Linked DNA regions of Homo sapiens: region 2 is linked to region 1. The links are chromatin contacts, found by POLR2A ChIA-PET in ENCODE. All regions are on one chromosome and are shown on one strand. The core of a region is the stretch at or near the end of the contact, and the rest is flanking DNA. Distances in the headings are between cores, read along the strand shown.

What was found. ChIA-PET counts read pairs that join two places held with the same protein, here RNA polymerase II (POLR2A).
Region 2: POLR2A ChIA-PET joins it to region 1 with 20 read pairs in activated naive CD4-positive, alpha-beta T cell. The contact joins two enhancer-like sites. POLR2A ChIA-PET finds 5 or more read pairs at or near these places in 2 of 52 experiments (activated CD4-positive, alpha-beta T cell and activated naive CD4-positive, alpha-beta T cell).

Annotation. Positions count from the first base shown.
Region 1 is chr3:44,994,215-44,996,914 of GRCh38, forward strand. All of the region lies in intron 3 of EXOSC7 (exosome component 7), which reads left to right. Among named protein-coding and RNA genes, the nearest start is that of EXOSC7, 19 kb to the left of the region's middle. Within about 2 kb of position 1,422, at least 10 of the 41 ENCODE cell types and tissues checked have a DNase peak (open chromatin) inside an H3K27ac peak, as active enhancers do.
Region 2 is chr3:45,949,429-45,952,128 of GRCh38, forward strand. All of the region lies in intron 14 of FYCO1 (FYVE and coiled-coil domain autophagy adaptor 1), which reads right to left. Among named protein-coding and RNA genes, the nearest start is that of CXCR6, 7.3 kb to the left of the region's middle. Within about 2 kb of position 1,388, at least 5 of the 41 ENCODE cell types and tissues checked have a DNase peak (open chromatin) inside an H3K27ac peak, as active enhancers do.

The DNA of each region.
Region 1 (2,700 bases), core at 172-2,671:
TAAGAGTGGTGTCTAGCTCATGCTAAACATTAAAAAAAAAAAAAAAAAGATAAGGTCTCCCTTCTTGTAAAATGAGAGAGTTAGACCATCTGGGGTTTCACAGTGTCATCCCACAGGTCAGATCCCACCTGGGAGATTTTTGTTTCATGTAGGGATTTTTTTTTTTTTTAAGGTGGACCTTAAATCAGGGCTAGAAAGTTTGCCACAGCTTCCATCATTCTCTATTAGTTATATGTGGCCCTTTGTTCAGATACATGTAGTAACCTTGCTGACCCCTATAGCCATTTGGGTTTTTATCCTCTGGAGATGGTCTCTAAGGCCTTTTCCAGGTCTACATTTCTGTCTAAATTTGTCAGAAAGAGTCCTTGGGCTGTGAGTGCCCAGTAGTGAAGTGGAATCCTCATTTCTCTATTCCAGCCTTTGTCTTCACACATCAGCAGAATATGGGGTCTGTGGCTTTCTTATGTTGCTTAAAGCATTGTACCCCATCCCCCACCCTGAACAATTGCTTTCCGTTTTCCTAGCCTCCTCCCCAGAGTCACTGCACAGCTATGGCACCATCCAGTTACAGGAGAGTTCCTTGGGCTCATGAGTCTCTAAACCTTCCTCTCTGTCTGACTGCTGGCTATGGTGGAAGAATGGGTGTGTGTGTGTGTGTGTGTGTGTGTGTGTGTGTGTGTGTGTGTGTGTGTTTTAAGCCATTTAAAAATAGGTAAAAATTTCCACTTTAACCCAGTGTCAAAAAAAAACCAGTGGGGCATGGGTTTGTTGTTGTTGTTGTTATTTTGAGACGGAGTTTCACTCTTGTTGACCAGGCTGGAGTGCAGTGGTGCGATCTCAGCTCACTGCAACCTCTGCCTCAGGTTCAAGTGATTCTTGTGCCTCAGCCTCCTAAGTAGCTGGGATTACAGGCATGTGCCACCACGCCCAGATAATTTTTGTATTATTAGTAGAGACGGGGTTTCTACATGTTGGTCAGGCTGGTCTCGAACCCCCGACCTCAGGTGATCCACCCGCCTTGGCCTCCGAAAGTGCTGGGATTGCAGGCGTGAGCCACCACGCCTGGCCAGGGGCATGCATGGTTTTATAGGTAGATTAATTTAGACAGTTGGACCTGGGAAGCTCTATAAATCATCTCCCAAGGCTGTAGAAGAGTTAGTGCATTAATCCCAAAGAAATTAGTCACACCCAGGAGGATGTGCCCACTACATTCAGGGAAAGGTAAACATTTTGAGTGTAAGCATCTCTGGCTGGATTTGTGTACACAGAAATCTCTGTAGATGTATTTTTAAGCACTTAAGACCTGGGACTTAATATTGATTGCTTAGTGTTTAAATTAGAAACAGGTTGTGTTTTGCTGGCTGTGCAAAGTAAAAACCTGGTCCCTGTTGACTTGATTATTTCACCATAAATGAGCTGCTTTTCTTGGCTCAGTGCCTGAGTCCAGCAAAGGCAGGGAACAGCGAGGTTGCTATGGCAGTAATGAAGTCTCTCTTGGGGACTTTAAAGGGGATTCTGCTGGCTCACAGTGGTAAAGGAGGAGTACATAATTAGAGAGGCAAAATTTTATGTAACAACATAGTCTGATTAATTTGGGATTCATTCTTCCACCTATATTACTAAGTGAGATTTCTTTTAGTGTTACACAAATAGGGTGGGCACTGCCATGGGCGTTCACACAGGTTTTGCTTTGCCTGGAATCTTCCTGCCTCTCTGGCCTGACCAGCTCTGCTCATCCCAGGTTTGAGGTCGCCTTTAAACCTGAATGCTAATTGACACTCCTGTGCCCCTACTCCCGCTTCTACCTCACTGTTTGCTCCCTATGGTGAAACTCCCCTACCTCACTGGAACTGCTGGCTTTGGGTCTGCATCCACCTCACTTAGTCTCTAGGTCTCTGGTAGCTGGTGCAGGGCTGGGTGCCTTCCAGATGGGCAAGGGGTCAGAAGGCTTTAATATGTGATTTTATAGAGTCCATGCTGAAACCACTGGCTTCTTACCTTTCTAGTCCTTTACTGTTACAGTAAAATAATTACTAGAATGTTACTTACCTCATATACATATTAAGGGTTTGTTTGTATTAAGCCAAAAACTCTCAGAAATGTCCTGTTAAACACTTCAGTGTTTTTAGGGTGGCTAATGTTGAATCCTGTTAGTTTTGTTGAGGTTATTGGGCATAAATATCAAGAAGCCAAAAAGGGAAAAAAAAAGTTTTTCTCTTGAAAAATATCAAATGAAGGAGGTAACCTACTACTTACAAGCCAACAATCTTTCCCTTGCTTTCTTTCATTTTCCTTCTCTTCAGTACAGTGATATCTAAAGTTTCTGACAAAGCTCTGACATACTATCATACATGTCTTTTAAGTTATTCCAGAAAGGTTATTGTACTTACATTGTGGTTTTTATATTGAGAGTATCGTAGTGTGTTCTAAAGCTGTGAAACTAGAGGTGGTGTATATGACAAAACCCCTCTGTAACCCAGACTGCTTCATTCCCTAGGCCTCTCAGTTTCCTAGGCCTGCCAGAGAAGAGTATTTATTATACTCTGAAGATAAGAGAGTTAATTATTATCGGCCGAGGTTCACATTACCATCACTCTCCTGTTTCTCTTTGACTAAAGATGGCTTCTGTTAGATGCTATTGGGAAATCCCATCACACACACTGACAAATCCAGGTCACAGTGCTGGTCTGGTTCATTACA
Region 2 (2,700 bases), core at 138-2,637, 960 kb after region 1:
GAGTCAGGAGACAGGGCCCTGCAGCATTTCCACGAGTCCCCATGGAGAGATGCAGAAAGGTGTGATGAGAATGCAGGCTCTGGGCTCACTCTGACAGTGTTCAGTGACAGCTCCACCACCATGTACCCCTGTGCAGGGGATGCAGTACCCCTGACCCAAGCCCTGGTTCACCACCTACACCACTGGCTCATGAAGGCCTTCCCTCCTGGGGTGCTCATGAGCACGGCCAGCACACTGCAAGCACCATGCTTGGGCCTGCCTGGCCACAGCAACAGAAAAGCAGCGCTGGGACCATGGGGCTTTCCCTGACCAGGTGCCCGCCCCCTCCCAGGGTCCCTGCACTGGCCTTTTGTAGCTTAGGAAAGCCCTGCCTGCCTGGCCCCAGGAACAGCACAGCAGCAAAATCTTTCTTTGCCTTCCCTGCCTCCTCAGCCACTAATTGATCCTATGCGTCTGGGCCCTTACCTGCCACTCTTTGGAGTAGATGTCAGTTTACCAACCCCTTCCCCTGGATAGGGGAATAAACGCGGGCACAGCACATGCAGATTACAAAGGGCCTTCACGTCTTGATCTCACTCCATCCACATCACAGCCCAGGAAGCAGAAGATGCTGTTGGTACAGGCTCCATTCCACAGAGGAGACTGAGGTCATGTGTGGGGCAGAGCCAGTTCCCAATCTCAGCCCACCCTTCTCCCTTCCATTTGGCTCTCCCTTCTGCTTGTCCACACCAGCACATGGCATCAGAGGCCTTGGGGGAGGGGATGAGGCTGGGTGTGGGCTCTGCTTGAGTCCATACTGCCTTGGTGTGGCCTCAGGGTTGGAGGGTAAAGGATGTGCTCTTTCCCTACCAAGTTCCCAACACCTGGGGGTGGCTGCAGTACTTATGGGCTCCAATCCCTTCAGAGATATGGCAGAGGCCACTAATGGCCACATCATCTGAGATGTGGGGAACACAAGATGACACTGACTCTAGGGGCTACCTGGGTGCTAGGGGCCCAGGTGTCCTCCGTAGGTGTTCTGGACTGAGGAGATGGTGCCATAGAAGGGAAAAGCCTGGAGCTACCCCTACTGGAGGGGTGGAGGCAAAGCGAAGAGGATGGGGCCCAGAAGTGGTCAGGGCAGTCACTCTGGCCTCCTCCTCCAAGGGGCTCTCAAAGCAGCACCCCCTTCCAGCTGCCTAGTCCTTGTTGGTCCCTGGTAACTAATGCCATTTTGTAGAAGGCCTGGCACTATCATCCCCATTTTCAGATGAGAAAACTAGTTCAGAGAGATTAATGCCTGCCAAAGCTCACACAACAGAGCTAGGACTACAATCTCAGTAAACAGCCTTTCTTTGCCCAGAAATGTTGGCTCCAAGAAGGTTTCCTGCCACTGACAAGCCACAGGGTACCTGTCACCTCTGTATTCAGCTGAAGGCAGAGATCTTGGGTCAACCCACGCGCAAGGTGGCTTTGTAACCTTAACCATTCACCATATCCTGTTCTCATTTTGTTTCTGAGATACCAAACATCAAATCTCCTGGTGGGTGACAAATCTACCACAGCTCCCCTAAACACTCTGACCATGAAGCACCAGTTCTGAAGCAATTACTGGTAAAGATGCTCTGAGGGTTCAGGGAATGTTTCTGTGGGAGAGTTTAAGCTCACTTAGGGTCATCTGGGTATCTGAAGGATCTTCTTTGCAGGAGACGACTGGGCTGCGCAGTGCAAGGTACTGAGGTGGTAGCAGTAGCACACACAGCTCAGCCCCTGATGACACATCAGGAAAGCAACATAACTCCATGAAAGTCTTCCCAGGCATTAGACACTGGGCTGGGCTCAGTGCTCCACACACACAGTTCTCATGCAATCTTCCTAACACCCCTAGGGGTGAGTGCTGTTCCAGTCTCTTCGGTATAGAGGAGGAAACTGAGTTTGTGGGCTGCACTACCTAGAGCCATGGAGCCTGGAGGTGGCAGACCAGGTATGTTTGGTTCTGGAGCTCAAGCTCTTCACCACCATACTGTCTGCTCATCTGGTAGCTAGAGGGGGAGGCCGGGCCTCAAGGAGGCCATGACTGGGTAGAGGCTGAGCAAAGGCTGAGGGAGCCACAGCCCAGTGCCCCTGCCAGCCCTTACTCCACAGGCCTGGTTCACCAGCTGCCAAGAGCTTGATTTCCTTCTCTGCCTCAGTCCAGAGAACAGCTGGACACCTGGTCAGTGTAGATGGTGGAGGGTGGGCCTGAATGACTGAAAAGGGGTTGTGCATGGGTGTGTCTGGAGGGCTATGACGAATACCATCTTTTCTCCAGAAGTCAGGGGCTGTGGTCCTGCTCTGCACCACCATTCTAGGTCTGAGCCATGCACAGGGACCACTAGGAGGTTGCTTAGGGAGTCCCAGCATCAGGCCACATCTCCCTGGCAGGCTGGACTTTGGGACCCCTTCCTGACCCATCTCTGCCAGGAGGAGGGGCAAGGCAAACAACTTCCTTAGCCCCAAAACTGTGTACATGTGCGAAAGAGAGAACATGAAGGCAGGGGAGATGGGCAAAATGCGGACATGGGACGGAGAGAAGAGAGCTGAACTCTTCCAAATGAATCTTAAGCCAGTGGACTGGAGTCTAAAGCCTAGTTCTGGCACCTCCAACAACAGAAGTTATCCAGCCTCCTGAGGCTTCAGCTTCTTTGCCTATAAAATGAGATAATTTCCACTCCCTGATGG